Regions from separate parts of the Homo sapiens genome. Here region 2 is linked to region 1. A link is a loop called in an ENCODE intact Hi-C map of the cell type or tissue named here. Cell type or tissue: IMR-90. All regions are shown on one strand. Each heading gives the region's core, and the rest is flanking DNA. Links, peaks and the distances in the headings are about the cores only.

Region 1 (10,114 bases), core at 1,678-6,677:
ATGAGAATAGATTAAAGCTGAGCAATAAAATAAACACATGCATGTCCCAAGGAGAGACAGGTTGAGTAATTAAGGGCAGGTCTGCACTTTTATTTCATTAGCATAATATTTGCATTACATATTAGAACTCTATTAATCTGACAATTAGTTTTTTGGCTCACAATTCCCTTTCTTAGGCACTGATACTGAAAATGATTCAGAAACCACATGTAATAAAATTCCTTCAGCAAAATTCAGCCAACCGAGGCACCATTCAAAATCAATCCATCCACCTGGTCATTTTCTTCTAAATATAGGTCGAATTATAAACAATTGGTAGCCTACACGGTGAAACTCTGTGTATGGAATAGAAATTAAAATGCCCAATTCTGAAGTGGGATTTATCTAGTCTTTACAACAACATGCCTCCTATTTCATTTTTTAAATTTAATGTTTTATTTATTTATTTACTTATTTGAGACAGGGTCTTGCTCTGTTGCCCAGGCTGGAGTGTGGGGCACTATCATGGCTGACTATAGCTTTGACCTTCTGGGCTTAAGCTATCCTCCTACCTCAGCCTCCTGAGTAGCGGAGACTACTGGTGTGCACCATCATGTACAGCTAATTTTTTATTTTTATTTTTTTTGTAGAAATGGGGTTTCACCATGTTGCCCATGCTCGAACTCCTGGGCTCAAGCAATCCACCTGCCTCAACCTCCCAAAGTGCTGAGATTACAGGCATGTGCCACTGTACCTGACCCATAAATTCTATTTTAGATTTAAAAATAATTCTTCCATATATACTATTACTAATATTAATACATTAATTTCCAATTATTTGACACCCACTATGCCAAATACCCTACTAAACCCTTGGAGAATACCATTTAATTTAATTCTGACATAACCTTATACTGAAGCCATTATCCGTGCTTTATAAATGAGAGAAGTAAAAATAAGAGAGTTTAGGGCAATGTTTCTCAAAGTGGATTCAAATCAATTGGTCTGGAATGAGGCCTGGGATTCTGCATTTCTAACAAATTCCCAGCCTTAGGGAACTTGGCTTTAGGGATTAACAGAATTGACCTAAATTGTTCATCTGATGCAGAGCTGCTGCTTATAATGTACTTATAACATATTTTTAACCAGCTATATTTCATTGTAAAAAGTTTTGCTTCTTACAGCTGAGTTTCTTCCTGCGGTATCTATCCTATGGCAATCCAGCCGTTGCAGGAAGAGCAGCCTATTTCATGTTTTCTGTATATTACTCCATGAGTGTGGCCTAATACTTGGACTTAATACATCTCCTATAACTGTTCCTTCCTTCTGGCTACCCAATCAAATCACAAGTCCAAGTTCTGCTTTTAGAACCTGTTTCCTTGACTGTGGTAAAGGCCATGAAATTTTTCCTTCTCTGCCCAGTCTCTAAGGATCAAATTCAAGGGCTTCTCTAGATTGCCTAAGTAATTGCCCACCCTTTCTCACCATTCCTTTCTCTTCTGTCTTTCTAGATTAATTATCACATACAAGGTGTGGAGGAGTAAAGAACTCACTGTTCCCTCTATACTCTCACCTCCTACCCTATTCCCTACCATGCCTTTCTCACTTATATTCTCACTCATGCCATTCATTATTCTTGGAACAACCTTTTACTTAAAGTCTACCTTCTTTCCTCTTTTTCAAAGGTTTTCTAAATCTCATCTCCAACATTAAAGTCTTCCAGAAATAAAGCCAATGATAATCATCTTCCCAAGGCTGATGAGTGATGAGTAACTCTCACATTTTTCATCCCACAAACCACAAACATAGAAACTTTCTTTAATGAAAATGTCTATTTAATTACTTGAGGCTTTTCTATAAATTTTTTCCTTCTACAGCTGTGTATATTATAGATTCATGATGTTAAACCTGGAAGCTACCTTAGATTTGATATGATTTCAGCAAAAACTCAGTACAGTGTTCTGCAACTAGGTAATTAAGCATAACAAAACATAGTTCATTCCAGTGGTAGGTTTAAATTCCAACCCCCACTAGCTATGTGTCCCTGAAGAAGTTACTTAACATTGTAATATCCTTAGATTTATTTTTCCATCTGTAAAACAAGAATTTAAAAAGTTACCAAATGCTAATACCATTGTGAAGATTAAGTCAGAAAAGCAATGCTACATGCATACCTGCATAAGTGCGTGCCAAAGGTTGAAAAAATAATGCTAAAACAAAATGTTAATAGCAAAGTTTATGAGAAAAATTGCTGGGAACAAAAGTGGTTCAGCACTCATTTACCTCTGTTTCCATTCAACCATATTGAAATTAAAGCATTTTCAATTTCAGGCTTTGAAAATAATGGTATAAAAGGAAGTAGCTGCATTTTTGGGACTCAAGGTAATAGGATATTCAAATCTTTCTTTGGCCTCTACAGTTAAGGTGCACCTGTCTTTCAATATTGGTAGAGGATATATGATCAGAGAGCATTCAAAGCTTTTTAAATCCAAAGGAAGGACAGAGCAAGACGGACTTGAATGTGTAACCTTCAATTAGTCTAATTAAAGGAATAATAGTGACCATAAGGCATCATTAGAGCCACTGCAGCCCTAAGTTCACCTTCAGTTCCACGGATATTGGAGTCATCTCCTAAAGTTGTCCTATAAACTTTCAAAGGGAAAAATCGGGAAAAGAGAAATGAAATAGTTCTTACTATAGTCCAGACTTTCTTTTACACAATTTAGAGCTCTAATAGCCTGTTTGATGTAACCATCTTTAATTATAGGTACCTGAAATTGGGCACTTCTAAAACAGAACTTCTCATCTCCTTCTAATCTTTCTCTACCTCCCTTGTTCTCTTAAAATCATTGGCTCTGCTTCCGCAGCCAGGGCATTTGATGTCATTTTTTATACTAACCCCCTCTATATCCCATTCTTTCTATTTAAACCATATATAGAGTATCAGTTATATCTAGAGATTTTTTAAGATCCATTTCCCATATCTATCTCAATGGCCAATGTGTTAAATCCCATCCCTCATCATCTATCACTTGAAAAACTGCAACTACAACCAAATGCTCTGGGTGCAATTCAGTTTTCTAAATTGTCACAAATTTTTACTCCGTAAAACAAGGATGATTTTATCACCCTTTGGACAATATTTGCTACTGGATCTTTGTCTTTTGGATTAGACCTCACTTTTCTAATTAGCAGGGAAGGTCTTCTGCAATCGGGCACAGCACAAAAATCTGTCTCTGATAATGTTACATAATGATCAGCGAAGAACAGTGAACTGAGTCTTAAATACTAGAAACCACACATTTGCAGATTATTTTTGTTGTTTTTTAAATTATTTTTATTATACACAAGATTCATAAGTCTTTATCAAACACATAATCATCAGCCAACTGAACTGAGTCCCAGATACTAAGAATCAAGGATGTGCAGTTATTTTTATTTGGTGTTTTTTTTTTTTTAGTTTTTATTATAAAGACTAAAGTTCCATAGGTCTTTATAAGAAAACACAGAAAATTTGAACCAAAACAAAACCCCAAGAAGTCAGAGTGCAAAAGTTTACTCGTATAAATATTGGGTAACATTCACTTTTTAAAAGGATGTAAGGTCTGTATTAGTTGCCTCTGGTAGGTTGACTATCAAAGCATTTAGTTCATGTTTTTGTGTATCTATCAAGTGTTCTCAGTCTTTGTGGAATATATGCTTTTGTGGGTTAGAAAATATTTTAATTTCAATTGGTTATCTGGTAAGATTTTAACCAGACACAGGAAATTTCTATGTGTGCTATTTGATAATAAAAGAAAACTTCTTAGCTTTAGGGAATTATTTTACTTTAAAAATTGCTAGATAAAATATCACAAGAAAGAATAGTTTCTTGGCCTGCTTCTATGAAAACTTCTTTGGGTGAATACATTTGCAGAGACATATAAAAGCATTCATTAGAAGTGAATCATGGTGTACTTTCTTCAAATAATTTTCCATTCAAGTGACACTTAATTCATAGTTTATACATTCAGGGCCAATAACTACACAATCCACATTCCATAAGGAGTACCAAAAATGTATAAGATGCTCTAGGCTTCCTGAAAATCGAGCATATTATGTCTACACAGATGATAAGAAGAGGAGTGAAATGGTGAGATTGTCAGCATTCCTTTGATGTCTTTTAAACAAAGATCCTATTGAATGTTGACTCATTTTCACTCCATGTGATCTTATGGAAGAAAAATGTTGTTTGGGTCTTGAGATCTTAGGCATGCAATGAAACTAGATTTCATTCAAACACTTTTTTCATTTTTGTAGTGGAAATATTTTTATTCTTCAGATTTCAGCCTCATTAAATTTTCAAGCTACAAAGACACATAAATAGCATTCAGTGAATTTCTAACTGTATGACAGTCTCAATAATTTCAAGAGGTCTTCACTAATTTACTATTCTATGCAGTCAAAGTAGAAAATTTATCTCCTGTAAATTGTTTAACTGCTAATGCTGGATACCACTGAGGACAGCTATCTTCAATATGTTTTTAAATGCAGAAAACATATTTTCCTAAAAGAAATAAACAAGGACTCAATTACTCTGTAAAATTATTCATTTGCTGGGAAGTACCATCTTACCTCCATTCATATACCATTTAGAAAGTAGGTTTTTTATGTTTTTATTTTAATTGCTCTTCAGTTGGCCTGTTCAAATAGATTCTCCATTATGTAGGTATTCCCCTGAGATGGAAAGTTAAGTGTTTTGTTATATGTGTTTAAGTCTTTCAGGCTACCAGAAGGATAGCAAGAGTTTGGGAGAGCTGTTGAAGGAAAGGTTCTTTATGGTGGGGCTTATTTAAATTACAATAATTTTATTTTCTTGGGACTTCTTCAAGGACATGTCAGGTAGACTGAGAATTACACATCTGAAAAAAGAGAGACAGAAAATAGAAGAGTAAATATAGCAAATGAATATTCCCATGGAACAGAAGTATTGTTACATAATATTTGCAGATAATTTATTCTTAATATTTATCAAAAGTTTTCTGCTTAACAAGTGTGAGGTTTTGGTTTTCAACCCAACTATCTCTTCCATAATCCCACAGTTTTTTTAAAAAAGAATTATGAAGAAGAGGTAAGAAAGGCTGTTTCTTTCCCTTTAGACCTCTCCTGTCCCCAGACTTCATAGAATGAAGCCTACTTAAACTCCTTTTCGAATCTATAAGGGAACTGAGCACCTCTCTGACATTTCCTAGTGGAACAATGAGAAGAGCCTTTTCCCTCTGGACATCTGCACATGCATCTGAATGTATACAGAAGAGCCAAATATGCCATGTAATATTAATTACAGTGAGATGGGGAGGGAAATATTTCTAGTGATACTCCAAATAAGGCATAGAAACCCCAGCAACACTAACTACAATACGCCCTTGACAATACAGATATCAACAAACAATTTATAATATGTTGAAAAGGAAGCAATCTAGTGGATGATACCAATCATTAAATCTTCCCTAAACATTAAGTCAGGACAATTCCTTTATGAAATATTGTGGTGAGAAATACAGTGACCATGATGATAGTACAAACTACAGAATATACAAATACAATTCCAATAGATTCCATGAGATTCCAGAGGTCCTTAACAATGGTCACAGAGAGGAAATTATGAAAACTACTACTGATGGTCTGAACAAGAAGATGTTGCTGCTTGATTTTAAAGCCCTTTGTGTTAGACAACAAACTGTCGTCCATATCAGGCTTTTAGGATCAGGTTTCCCACAGCAAGAGCTGTTTGATCATAAGATGCAGCTTTAAACTTGCCATCTGTTGTCAGAACCAATCTCAACTGAAGCCGAAGTTTTTGTTTTTTACTTTTTATTTATTTTTCGTCAGTAGTACAGTGTACCTTGGTTCAGTCCATTCTTTTAAACTCAGATAAATTTGAGTTTGGCTATCAGACTTGGAACTCACTGCTTGCTTTGTTTTGAGTAATTTACTTGTCCATACTGAGTTATGGCTTTTTCATCAGTCAAGTGGAGATGGATGGCAACTCTCTTAGGGATTTTGGAAAGAGTAAACCTAATTCCTGAACAGCAGTAGTAATGACAATTCTGCATCAGTTATCTTTATCTAGAGCAAATCTTCTACTCAAATATGAAAGTTGGGATATCACCTCACTTCTGAGCTCTAAGCCATACTTCAATACTTATAAATGGTCTTGTTCCATGGTTTTTACCCGTATGAACCTGTTTTGCTGATTTGCTTCGGACCTGGATTCCTTAGTATATGGAACCCATCCTTTAACTAGAAGTTCCTTGTTAGAACTAGACCTCAAACTATGACATGCCTTATCTAGAATTCCCTTAAGTAGAAGACAGCAAGGCAATAGCCCTGATGAGTTGCTGCATATAAGCTTTCCTATGTGCTGACCTAACCTACTGTTCTAAGATGGTTCCTGATAACTCATATGAATTGTGCCTAGTTATTGCTGTGTTTCTTGGGCACTAGACTTTGTCTGCCAGCAGAAACTCTTGCTTAACTCCTCTTGTTTGGCCAATTCCCCCAGAATCTGTCCTTTCTGGTGAGTAGGTTTAATTTCAGGGCTACTCTCTAGGCCAGTAATATTTTATTCTGAGAGGAACAGGGAAATGCATGGCTGAGTTCCAGGATATGAAAGCACAGGTCCTTGACAAGATGTTAGGAGAGTGAGTTGACTTCCAACAATGAAAATATAATAGAATAATGATCATTATCGATGGAATAATTTCTAGATATATTGTACTTGCTGCTTCACAGATACTATCTATAAGCCTCAGAATAAACCTAAATGGTAAATATTATTCTCATTTCACAGATAAAAAGTATTAGGTTCTAATACACTAAGTTACTTGCCCAAGAATAGATTGTTAGTAGAAACCAAAATTGAATTCAAACAATTCTGAGTCAAAAATCTATATTCTTTTTACCACGTCATGGTTCCTTACACATTATCATGAATTAGGCCACTATTTTGATGCTGTTAGAGAAAAATTCTAGGATCCTTGATAGTTTTGGTTAACATAATGAAGATATTCTTTTTCAGAACAAAGTAGACAGTTTACACTAATATCTATCGCCAATATCTATGGAGACTGGTCTTTAGTTCACTAACACTAACAATTTGAGTGTTTCCTTTAACTTGAGGATTATATTTATATAATTATATAATTATAACATATAATTATATAATTTGTATAATTATGTAAATTATATTTACATAATAATATAAATGATATTATGGTGGCTGTTTCACAGTAAGGCTTTCTTGAGCTTGGTGGCCTTTGACATAATTTGGTTATATTTTTACGTGTTTAAATTGGTCAAAGCATCCTTCTCTAGCCACAGCCCCTATTTCTGCACATAACATCAGTCCCTTAATTTAATGCCCTTCTAGAAAGTGACCCTAGGAAATAGAATTAATAGGTATAACGATTGGAAGAATCAATGCCTTGTTTATAAGTCTCCATCTTCAGAATAAAGTTGGGGAACTGAGGCAGTTATTTCTATGAATTGCCCTCCCACTGGGACTGGGGCTGAAATCACTAGCACCCTATCTCTAGTTTGCATATGCTGACCTTGGTTAATACCTTTATTGGAGCTGCTTTGTATTTGTCTGGATAAAGGGGCACATCATGGAGCATACATCTTAACACTATTATTCATCCTATTATAAATGATGCTAACAAATGTGAAGGAGGGGCCCACTTAGGATGTATTCATGACACACTCCTTTTCCACCATCCCACGTCTGCCCGCCTTGACATTTCTGATCCAAGCTATGTAGTAATTCTTCTCCTCATCCTATGTTTTCCACACATTCTTTTAGATCAGTACACAGATGCTTTTACTTCTCTGAGTTTGAGAAAATAAATCATACTCCCACACCCATCTATAAAAGATTATTCAAGGTCATGACGATAACAACTCTTTCTTCCTGTACAAGAAAGAATACCTTTGCTTTCTTACAATGAATCTTCTTTGGTGTTTGTCTTAAAACACTCTTGGGGTAAAAAAAAAAAAAAATAGATGGAGTCTCCATTGCTATTCATGATTTCAAAATGGCCTGCTATATGACCTAACCCAAAATATCTTAAGAGCCTCCCAGGTGCATTATAACATCTAGACTAGTTAGTTCTTAACCCTGGATGCACATAATAATCACCTAAATCACATTAAAAATATTTTTTAACCTCAGGCTCTGAGGTTTCATATTCTGATTAAAATAATCTAGGCTAGGTCCCCAGCATGATTATTTATTAACATTTTCAATGTAAACCAGGTTGAAATGCATCTAGACAATATGACACAGGGGTTATTAACACAGACTTCATAGTCAGGCAGACTGCAGGTTGGATCTTAGTTATCTCATCAGCTATTAAATCCTGGGAATTTGCTTAACCTTCTTCAGCTTCAGTTTCTTCATCTATAAAATGGCTTGATGATGCTCAAAAGTTGCTATAGAAACAGAATAAGAATTAATATAACATACTTGAATGCCTGGTACTTAGTTATTTCTCAATGCATATATATATATATATATACACATAAACATACATACATACATATATATGCAATATATATACATACATATATATGCAATATATATACATACATATATATGCATATATATACATACATATATGTATATATATACACATATGTATGTATATATACACATACATATATATGCATATATATATGCATTGAGAAATAACTATATATGTATATATGTATACACACACACACACACACACATATATATATATATATATTTGCTATGTGATTAGATCTTTCAGGATTTTGAGATGTATGTCTAAGATAATACACGAAGCAGGAAACAAGTATTTTTGCTGACTAAAATTTTACTTAAATCTCCAAATTCAAATGTATCACAAATATTAATGATAATAATTGAGAACATTTATTCACTACCAAAGTATGTGACAGGGTCTGTGTTGAATGTTTTACATGAATTACATTTTCAACCTGTTCAAAATTTTAAAATCTGTTTTACTACATATTTAAAACAGAAGACATCAAATTTGAGAGCTTACAATCTTTTCTCAAATTATCTAATATGAAGAGTTGGGATTTGAACTTAGGTCTATATAAACCTAAACTCAGATTTTTAACCTTTACACTCTGTTGCCACCAAAGCAACAGATCTGCATAAGATTTACACAGGCTTTTTAAACTAATCACCCTTTCTCATTGCCTCTCTGACTAAATTCAGATAATAAAAACCACAGTCAGCTTCATAGGTTGTAACCACACAGTTATATACACAACTATATAGGCTGCCATGCTCAAAGGGCCCCACTCTTGGGATATAATTCTTTGCAATTGTTACCTTGAAATTCTTAATAATTTCATTTTTTAATTTATGTTTTATAAGTGAACTCTGATAGTCCAATGGAGGATATACTTACATAACTTATATTTCTGTTTTCTACCTTTTTTTTTTTTTTTTGAGATGGCTTCTTGATCACCCACTCTTCACCCTATGTTGCATGGACTCTACCTAGCTTCTCCTTGCAAGTTCCCCCTACTTCCTCCCCATCTCCTACATGGGTGTCTCAGTCACATTAATTGGGGAGAAGGCCTGTATTTCATGCCAACTTTTGCCCTTGGCAGGGGCCTGAGTATGGGTACAAGAGAGTCAAATTTAGGCGTGCACCCTACTGCATCTCTGAGGAAAGCAAGGAGGCAGTCATCCTCAATCTTCCCTGAAAATGTCATGGCTCATTCAGCAGGAAACTTAGTAGAGGCTCTTACCCACCATTTTTCCAGGTACCAAGTGTCTCTTGATGGAAAAGTTGCAATACCTTAGAGGTCACTCATCTGTTTTGGGTTGGAGTAGCAGCGTGGCAAGGGGAGATTTACTTCCCCAACCCCGACTGGAGACCTGCATTTTCATTTTACATTGGCCCCTCAAATTATGTAGGTAGCCCTGATGAAAATAAATGACAAAATACAGAAAAGTTCCACAAGGAGCCAGTGGGGTTTGGTGTATTTGGAAAGGAACAAGGCAAGGTGAAGCTACCCAAGCCTGGTGAGACCCAGGCTGGATAAGGTGTGTCCAAGAGTTTGGAATCATGGGCTCTGGAATTTAAAATAT
Region 2 (10,114 bases), core at 2,920-7,919, 210 kb before region 1:
AGCATAAGAACTCATTCATACTTGTGAGTCCAAAGAATAAACTCCTAACAATGTATCTTAACTTTAAATTTCCCTTTTCAGGAGACAAAACCTGATAGGGAGAAACAGAGACATCTCTTAGACTGGCTGTCTTCTGATTACATAGCTCACCAACTACATGGCAAAATATGGAAACATGAATTAATATAAGAATATAACATAAAATCCATGTAAAAAGATAGATGAATTGCAAACTTGTGCTATTTAACACAAACTTAAAGAATACCATTCAAAGATGATACTGTGTTTTGTTTTTTGTATACCCTTGTAAGCATATGGAAAAATCCATAGCTTGGATTTGTTCTAGGCTTTGATAAGTTTTCCAATTATGTTTTCACCAAAAATGTTGTGGTTCAATCTAATTAAGTCAATATTTTAAAATATCTTTTTAAAAACACCTTGGTTTTTGTCCCCCTTGGCATAATTCCTTTAAGCAACTTTAAGACATGCTGGGTAACAGACCACATGACCCATATTCATAAGTTAATCCTGAAATACTTGTTCCTGCCCAGAAAATGCTTTTATGTCACAAGTCAGCCCATAGTCAACACTGTAGAATGATACATAGTAATGGTTAAAAGGCTTTCCAAAATGATCTAGCCCAAATCTCCTAGTTAGTGTGTGAGAAACTAGTTCCCCAAAACTTAGCACACTTTCCCAAAGTCATTGGTATGGTTTAAATATTTGTCTTCTCCAAAACTCATGTAGCAATTCAATCCCCAATGTGGCTGTCTTGACAGGTAGAGCCTTTAAAAGGTGATTGGGTCATGAGGGCACTGTGCTCATGAATGAATTAATCTATTCATGGACTGATGGATCAATGCGTTTTCATGAGAATGGGGCTGGTGGATCTATAAGAAGAGGAAGAGAGACTTAAGCTAGCACACACAGTCATGGCGTGTGCTGCCTTGGGACTCTGCAGAGAGCCCTCACCAGCAAGAAGGTTCTCACCAGACGTGGCCCCTTGGCCTTGGACTTCTCAGGCTCTATAACTGTAAAAAATAAATTCCTTCTCTTTATAAACTACCCAGTTTCAGATATTCTGTTTTAAACATCAGAAAACAGAATAAGGCAGTCACACAGCTTTGTAAAGAAAAATAACCACAGAAACCCTCTTGTTATAATAATTCATTTAGTCAAGGATAGGCACTTGACTAAAGCTTGGCCAGTTAGGGTAATTTTATATTTCTAGCCACAATGATTGCTTTAGCAATGCTGCACTGTAGCAAGTTATAATCACAGTACTTTTCAGAAGCTATACAAACTCTACAAGAGACCCTTTTATTCTGTATGCTGGACTTGAATGGTAGTTGCAGTGCTACTGGCAGCCACATTGACACTTCAAGGAACCAGGCAACTGGAAGGAAACTGAAACGACAGATTGTTTGTGCTCCCCAATACTTATATTCTTCCTGATATATCCCTGATGATTTCAACTATGTAAGCCAATATATTTCCCATCTTACTGATACATGTGTTTTTTATTGGCTTATAGAAGTTTGAGTTGGGTTTTCTGCCACATGGAAAGTGTCTGGATACATGAACTTGATATAATTTTATTATTAAAATAATGTAGGACTTTCAGGTCTTTTAAACACATTGATGATGATAAAATGTCTTCGTGTAGAAATCTTTCTTTGTATTTCAGAATTATTTCCCTAAGAGAGATATAAGGGAGATTCTTAATAATGGAGTTCTTAAATGTGAGACAGTCTTACATATAGAATTAATAGACAAAATTTAAAGACTTTTGATACTCATGTTTCAATTACTTTCTGACAATGAGCAAGCTTTATTTCTATCGGAACTATATAGGCTGATCTTCCTTATGCAAACTTTACTAGACTTGAATACTACCATTTTGAGAAAAATGCTTCTATGTTGAACCAAAACTGCTATCTTGTTTTCAAAAAAGAAAGTTATTTTTTAACTATTGCTTTAGTTTTCTTTAAGATGGGTGTTATGAAAATCATAGCAAAATGATTCAGTTCTTAGGAGTTGCAGGTGGGACAAATTATCTACCTTTGCAAATGAAGTGTTCCTAACTATAAGGAAGAGTGAATCCATTTGGAATGGTGTAGGGTAGGGTAGAGAGCAAAGAAACCCATCTAAATTGATCATTTTTTGGAAATTACATTTTATGTTGAAAGTTATTTAGCACTTGCCTTCTGCTTTGTATAAGAATAACATATATTTGTAATCTGAAAGTAATGGTTCAAATTTTTTCTTCTTTTACTTCAAATTACTTACATTCAATAAGTATAAGTAATTCCATTTGAGAACTTTGATGGAAATTAAACTAATAACTAGAAAGCTGTTTTGAAATATAGAAATAATCCGGACCACTCAAGAATCAGTAGAAACATGTCTTCTGCAAACTTTAAGCACTTCAAAGAGCAAATCAGTTAGAATTCAACATTCTTTATCATTTAGAGCAAGTTTTATATCCTGATGAGTGAAAATCTATTATATAATTGATAACAAACCTCAATGGGACAGAGGTTGCCAAGTTGTAGGACTGTCAACATAGTTTTCTATGTGTAAATTTCTATGTGTAATTTTAAGTGGATATCTTGTGTAACCATATAGGGCAGCCTTGCTTCTTGATAAGAGAAAAATATCGTAACAATTATATGAGAGATGTTGTAGTCATTTACAATTTTAAGCATACATTAGGTGTAGCACAAACAACCATGGGATAGGTTAAAAATTATTTTCCTAAATTTACAGGGAAGAGTCTCAAATCTATTTATAACATGCTCAAAATTTCAAAGAGGTATCATATTAGACTAAAGCTCAGAAATCCCCAGGTGGTTGTTTTTGTTGTTTTAAAGCCTGTTCCCTGCTACATATTATATACTTCATTCTATAGAATTGAGTTATTTAAGAACAAATAAAACATTCCTAATCCTATAATCATAATTTTCTAAATGTGAATTTCTTTTTGGTGATGCAGTTTCTGTTGAAATGTTCTTTTTGTGACACTGTCACAGCAGGTAATTATGAACAGAAAACATTGTCCTTCTATAGGGAACAGAGCCTGTGCATCACCTGATCTAAGCTGGTGTGTTGTGATATTTGAATAAATTAGTAATAATGTGCTTTTTGAAAAACAAGTTCCATCTTTCCTAAAAGGTAATTTTAAAAATCTCATTTAATAAAAGCTCAGAATGGTTACATTCTCTTTTTTTTTTCAGATACACTGACTTATTATTGAGTAGGATCATTCTCTGATAATTCTGCACTGAATAATACTCATATTAATATCCTGCTCATCCTCAAACAATAACCATTGTCATGGTAACTACATACCATGGGAAAACAAATTGTACAAATGAGCTTCTTCCATAATTTTAATTATGCAAATAGAAAATTGAAAGAGTACATTTTAAGGAATCAGTTTCCTATTTATAATTATTGACTAACGTAAGTGATTCATGCCATTTTCCATATCACTGTTGATATGTTAAAAATGTTAACATGATTGCATTTATCTGAATTTGTGTTGATGTTCAATACAGGAAACATTGAAATTTCTCCTTTAATATCGTGCTTTAAAGAACAGTATTAGAGTTTAATTTAGTTATTTTAATCAATTATTCTGTTTTCTGGACTTAATGCACATAAATTAGGGAGTGACTGTCATGAAACAAATTCTTATTTTTTTTACTGCTCATACAATTGATTTCGTAGTTTGATAGGAAATGTTAGGGCTATTGTTACAGATTTATTTTTTCATTCTGTTTATTTTTTTTAAAATAACTGGAATATGTGCTGGGTGTTGTTAAGGGTATTCAAATTAAAATCAGATGTCTATCCCTTCAGAATTTAGACTTTGCTGGAGAGGCAAGATAAAACAACTAAAATACAAGGCTGTATGAACTATTTGCACAACCCTGGTATGAGTAGGACGTGTTGAGTAAGACATGTACAAGAACATGCTATCAATGTGACAGCTTGCAGATCAGATAACATGTTCAGAGTGGAGACAAGTAGAAAATTTAGGGAAAAAAAAAGATCAGTGAAGCCAGTGACAGGGAAGAATTATAAAACTTCACATGAATGGCCTTGACAATTATGGATCATTTCAAATCAATGCATGGTAGGTTATTTTTTTCTTCTTGTTTTTCTTCAAATGGAGATTTTTCTAGAGTGGTTCAAAAACTCATATAATCATAGAAAATAAAATATTCTTAAAGAAGTAAAATGCAGGGGGCCAGCATGGTGGCTCACACCTGTAATCTCAGCACTCTGGGAGGCTGAGGAGGGTGGATCACCTGAGGTCAGGAGCTCAAGACCGTCCTGGCCAAACCCTGTCTCTACTAAAAATACAAAAATTAGTCTGGTGTGGTGGCAGCCACCTGTAATCCCAGCTACTTGGGAGGCTGAGGCAGAAGAATCACTTGAAACCAGGAGGCGGAGGTTGCAGTGAGCCAAGACCGTGCCACTGCACTCCAGCCTGGATGACAGAATGAGTCCCTGTCTCAAAAAAAAAAAAAAAAGACGTAAATGTGGGAGAGATCATGATCAGCAATTCAAGTATGTATTAGTGTCATACCTCTTATTGGAAATCTGAGCACCTAAGGGTAATATGGCACAACGCACACACACACATACTCACAGGAGTCAGGGTGAAAAGAAAGACATAAAGGTGGCATTGTTAAGTGATTTATAGTCTGCCTGATCAGGAAGTGGTATGTTCAGAGCTTTCCTAATAAGGATTGCAAAGGCAGCATCGCAGAAGTGAGAGGTAGTAGGAATGGCGAACTTTAGCATGTGCTGAACGTAGCATTCAACTAAAATCAGAGGGTTTGATAAATATTATCTTGAAAAAAAATCATTGAAATTAGCCACTTGGGGTAATTCTGATAATCAAGGAGAAAATGATTAAAAATATTGATGATAGGCAGCTCTTAGTAGGAAGGTCATGATATATTGAAGATTCATACAGCAAGGCAGAAAATATTGAACATTACTAGAAGATATTATCCTTATGAAAATACATCATAAAAATATAAAGTATTAAAAAATATGTTCTGGGGAGGGCAGTCTTAAAAAAGTAATTTAGTTCAAGATTATTTAGAGATTTGACAAAATTGATTTGTCATTATAGATATACACAGTCTAATGCAAAGGAATGTTTTTAACTGATCAGATTTTAAAAATAAATAATCTAAGGTTGGAAGGAGTTAAATACAATTAAAAATATGGGAAGGGCTTAAACAATGTCAAGAAAGCAAAGCTAGAAGAATTTGATATTTTCTTAGCATGAAGCAAACAAGAAGATGTTTTGCAATCATGTTTCAACTGAGACAGTGAAGAAACGTAGGATTGCCTGTGGGAAGATGACATAGTGCTTAAAAATGAGAAAAAAGAAAGTAAAATGAATCAGTTCTTAATCATTGGTAATGATCTTTAAACACATAAAAAGAGAATATTTCACTAAGGAGAGAATGAGGCTCAAGTTGTGGGGTATTAGGAAATATCAAGTTCATAAGTTAACTATTTTGGGACCAAGGGCTTGTAAGAACTAGCAGAAGACATGGAGAAACATTGTCAGTAATCTCTGAAATAATTAAGGAGAAGAGATGTAGTGAAGAAAACAGGGAATTGGAAAATGTGCAGATGTTGACAGAAGGAGCATGCATTACTAAAATTGCACTTCTGTAAGTTTGATGCTATTCCCTGGTGATGTTCTCATCAGCATTTTAATGTGTGGTTGGTATACTTTAGGAAAGCAGATAGTGATGGCTATGCATTTACACTGAGGAAGACTACAGTTGTAAGAAGCTATAGAGAGGCATGGTAACTAAACCTGGGTAATGCATGCTGGGCAGCTTCTTTCCTCCTCAAGCTCAGTATGTCCAAAACTGCAATGTCCTGCCTCTTTTCTTTCTGCATCATATTGATGGCATTGACATCTTCCTAATCAATGAGGTTAGAAAACAGGGTGGCATTTGTCATCTTTCTCCTCCATTTTCCACATTTCCCCATCTAAACACTGAAAATCCCCAATTTTATATCCTAAACATTTCCCGTATAATTTTCCTCCTTCCTTCTCTGCTCCCCCCAACTTCTCTCATAATCACTGTCATTGAATACTGCTGAAGTTACCAAACAGATATTACTAGTTTCATTTTTTTTTTGTCTCTCAAAGCCATTATCCTCCTGACTGACAAAGGAATCAGCCTAATATGCAAATCTGTCCTCGTCTTCCTCTTGGAGGTCACCTTCAAAGGGTCCTTATTGCCTCAATGACAAATTTTAAGTTACTTAATGTGAAAGTAGTGACTTTCATCACTGCCTAATGCTTTGGATTCAATTTTCACTATCCTCTGCCTCACATTTATATTCCAGAAATATCAAACTGTATATATTTCTCTACACATAGCTTAGAGGATTTTGCTCTGTTCCTTGCACTTACAATAAAGCAAGTTGGACTATATTAGCATTTGAGCTCTGGAGTTAAAGGGTCTGGTTTCAAATCCTTGCTCTACTACTTATATGACAATATTCACTTATTTATGAAACCTCAGGTTCCTCCTCTGTAAATTAAGAATAGTGACATCTTTCTCACCACATTATTTGGAAGTTAAATGAGATCATGCTTGCAAGATGCAGAGTGCAGTGTCTGGAAAAGAGAAAATAAAATAGCATCTCTGTCTTCTCTGCTTAGAATTTCTTCTTTTACCTCTGTCTGGAGTATGTCTTCTGTTCTCTGATAATACCTGATGCGTAATTTTATTTTATTTTTCATACCATAACAATTTTTCTCTTTATGCACCTATACCCCCACTGGACTACACACAGGCAAATAAAACTATGTCTAGTCATATATTTAGCCTCTGTACATGGTACATTGCCTAGAACTAGGCATTCCGCAGATATTTTTGAATAATTAAATGAATAAATAAACACTGGAAATGCTGTCCTACAAAAAGGAAGTTGACTTATTCTCTGTTGCACCAGATGACATAATGTTGAAAAGTTGAAAACTATGATTTTTTTCTTTTAAAATGAAGGATTATGTACCAGCAGCTATGAGAAAAATGTTATTACCTCACTTCTACAAAGAAAAAACTTAGGTTTAAGAAAGGCTAAGCTAGGTTCTTCATGGTCTTATAGGTAGGAAGTAGAAAGTTTGGCATTTGAGAGCTGATGTGCAATGCCTATGTTTGGATATTTAATGCCTATGCATGAATCTTCTTCTCTATGGCACTTCCTAGTGTGTAAGGGAGAATTTTTATGGTAATTAAGATTTCCAGCAAATTGTTGGGCTTACTTAGAAAGTCTCCAAGAAAAATTGGAAGAGCACTAGAAATCAAGTGTCTCTGTTTTAATAACCTCTCAATAATGTACTAAAAAGAATATACAAACTGATAATTTAATGCAACAATTATTCATCCTAAAATAAGTAGATGTTAGCCAAGTAGGACAAAAAATGATATATTTGGAGTTTCAAATTGATATAACTTTGTATAGTATGTGATGCCAGCTTTGGCATTAGTGCTTCTAGAGATAGTAGACTTGCAGGTAAACTTTATGTTCAAGCACTAGAAATACTTTTTCTCAAAAAATACCAACCTTCATCTGGTAAGTCTTAAGGGAAAAATATCCTTAAGGTAAAATTAAAGTAAAAATAGGATAAGAAGAACAATTACAAAAACAAAAAGAACAGAATGGCCACACATTTTTTTCTGCTTCCAGCTCAACCCTCTGATGCCAATATTATACAAATATAATTTTATCAAGTTATCAATAACATGTCCAGAAAGACAGCATAGAAAGTTGGATTTTAGGAGGAGTAATCCCTGAGATAAGAAAACACTTATTCTGAAGTCACTTATGAAATAAGTCAGTAGCTTTTATTGAGTCTCATATTTGGGGGTTTATGCACTTCCACATATTCTTTCAATAAAAGTTGATCTTCAGTAATGAATGGTCTGGTATCACATTACAATTTTTGTCAGAATCATGTTCGGTATTCAAAAACAGGGAGAAATTGTAGTGTCTTGCTATTCAAAGTATGATCTGTGGAGTAGCAGCTATGCATGACCTGATAGCTGTTTGAAATGCAAACTATCAGACTAGATCCCAGAGACACTGAATCAAAATCTGTGTTTTAACAAGACAGGTTGTTTGTGAACATTAGAAGTTGAGGGGCACTGTTCTACAGTACCTGGCTGTTAGAACTCCTACTTTTCTTTCATTCTGTCTAGAAGTTTCTATTCTATACATGTTTTTCCCACATTTGGTAGATTTCTTCTAGTTTAAAATGAGTTATTTGACAAGAATATGCAATTGTTTTGAGTTATAATTCAATGGAGTGGGCCGGGCGCAGTGGCTCATGCCTGTAATCCAAGCAGTTTGGGAGGCTGAGGCAGGTGGATCACATGAGGTCAGGAGATCGAAACTAGCCTGGCCAACATGGTGAAACCTTGTCTCTGCTAAAAATACAAAAAAAATTAGCTGGGTGTGGTGGCAGGTGCCTGTAATCCCAGCTATTTGGGAGGCTGAGGCAGGAGAATCGCTTGAACCCAGGAGGCGGAGGTTGCAGTGAGCCAAGATTGTGCCACTGCACTCCAGCCTGGGCAACAGAGCAAGACTTCATCTAAAAAATATATACATAAATAAATAAAATTAAAATATAAATGTAGTGGGATCTAGGCATGCTGCATGAATAACATAGATCTTTAAGCCTTGTACAGTAGTACACAGATTCAAATGCCTATTTTGATATCAGGTCTGGAGCTATATGTACTTGATGCCAATACAAATTGAAAAGAGAAAAAATGCAACGTAAATTTTCCTTGGTATGGTATATGATGTCAGGTAAAGTTAAAGATTTCTTTTGTTTTCAGCCTACTTGAGTTGTTAGAATAGGACTCAATGCCATGAGGAATCATGTCACTGTTCTGCCAAAAAACTATGATACTGCTGAGAAGTATGACTCAGAACTCAGCAGTAAATGGTGCTTCTGACTTTGATCCCTTTGCAGCTTTGAGCGGGCTATGCCATCTGTATCAGTCAAATGCTGGTGTGTAACAAACACATCAAACACAATTTATTAGTTCCTGACTCAATGAGTAAGCAATTTGGACTCATCTCAGTTGAGCAGCTCTGTTTGTCTTGCCTGGGTTCATTCATGTGATTACAGTTGGCTTGTGAATCATACAAGCATTGACTTATCCTGGATAGCCTTATTCATATCTGGCTTTTGGATGGGTGAATAACATACATGTCTCCAGCAGACTTACTCAAGCATTTTCACACACAACAGTAAGTCCCAATGCACAAGCACTTTTCAAGCTTCTGCTTGCATTATGTTTGCTAATATCCCATTAGCCAAAGCAAGTCACAAGGTCAAATGCAGATTTAAGAGGTGAAGATGAATACTCCATCACTAGATAAAATATGCTGTCAAACGCTATGGCCATTTAAAAAATTTACAACATCATCTCTGTTTTCCAACATAGTAAACAAATTTAACAACCTTGTACCTCTTTCTATGTAAGCATCTTTCTATTCTTAGGGGAGAATCCCATGTCTCTATTATGAGACAACTATTATGAGACAATTCACATACAATTCTCAGAGCATGGAATATGGCGGGCAGCAGGGGCCATGACTTTGAGCTGGATCAGAAGAGGGTGCTTTGTTATTTACTCTGCAAATTCCCTTTCCTGCTTTTTACTCTGGGAAATTTGTATTATGAGTAAAACTCTATTTTGCTTTATTTATTTCACTTCTGTTGCATCAGTAAAATCCACACCTGTTTGTTCTGGCATTGAGAGCAGCTGTCTGGTCTGCAGTAATATTTCCCACCTGGGTGGCTGAGCTGTCTCTCAGTGGCAGACACCCTTGTCAGCGTTGGTGGAAAAAGAGTTGCTTGGCTAATTTGGGTGCTTCCCTTTGGGCTTAGTGAAACAGGACAAAACAGGAAGTGTTTGATTCCCAAATTCGTGCCATGAGAAGTTTCCCAAGACACACTGGGTGAGAACAGAGCCAAAGAGAAGGTGGTGTGTGATACAAAGAGACGACAATAATGGTTGTGAAATATAGGGTAGACAGCAGA

Evidence for each region. Peaks named below come from ENCODE experiments on the same cell type or tissue, not always from the same donor. Only the 100,000 strongest peaks of a DNase experiment are listed, where the experiment ranks them.
Region 2: it touches region 1 in a loop (2.7-fold over the local background); 3 of 110 quality-filtered maps call a loop at or near these places.

Annotation. Positions count from the first base shown.
Region 1 is chr11:29,169,766-29,179,879 of GRCh38, forward strand. No RefSeq gene overlaps it. Among named protein-coding and RNA genes, the nearest start is that of LINC02742, 270 kb to the left of the region's middle. In IMR-90, for the core only: no CTCF peak of the experiment used is centred there; a DNase peak (open chromatin) is centred at 4,086; H3K27ac peaks cover 4,247 bases.
Region 2 is chr11:28,957,995-28,968,108 of GRCh38, forward strand. All of the region lies in intron 1 of LINC02742 (long intergenic non-protein coding RNA 2742), which reads left to right. Among named protein-coding and RNA genes, the nearest start is that of LINC02742, 61 kb to the left of the region's middle. In IMR-90, for the core only: no CTCF peak of the experiment used is centred there; DNase peaks (open chromatin) are centred at 5,357 and 6,997; H3K27ac peaks cover 2,216 bases.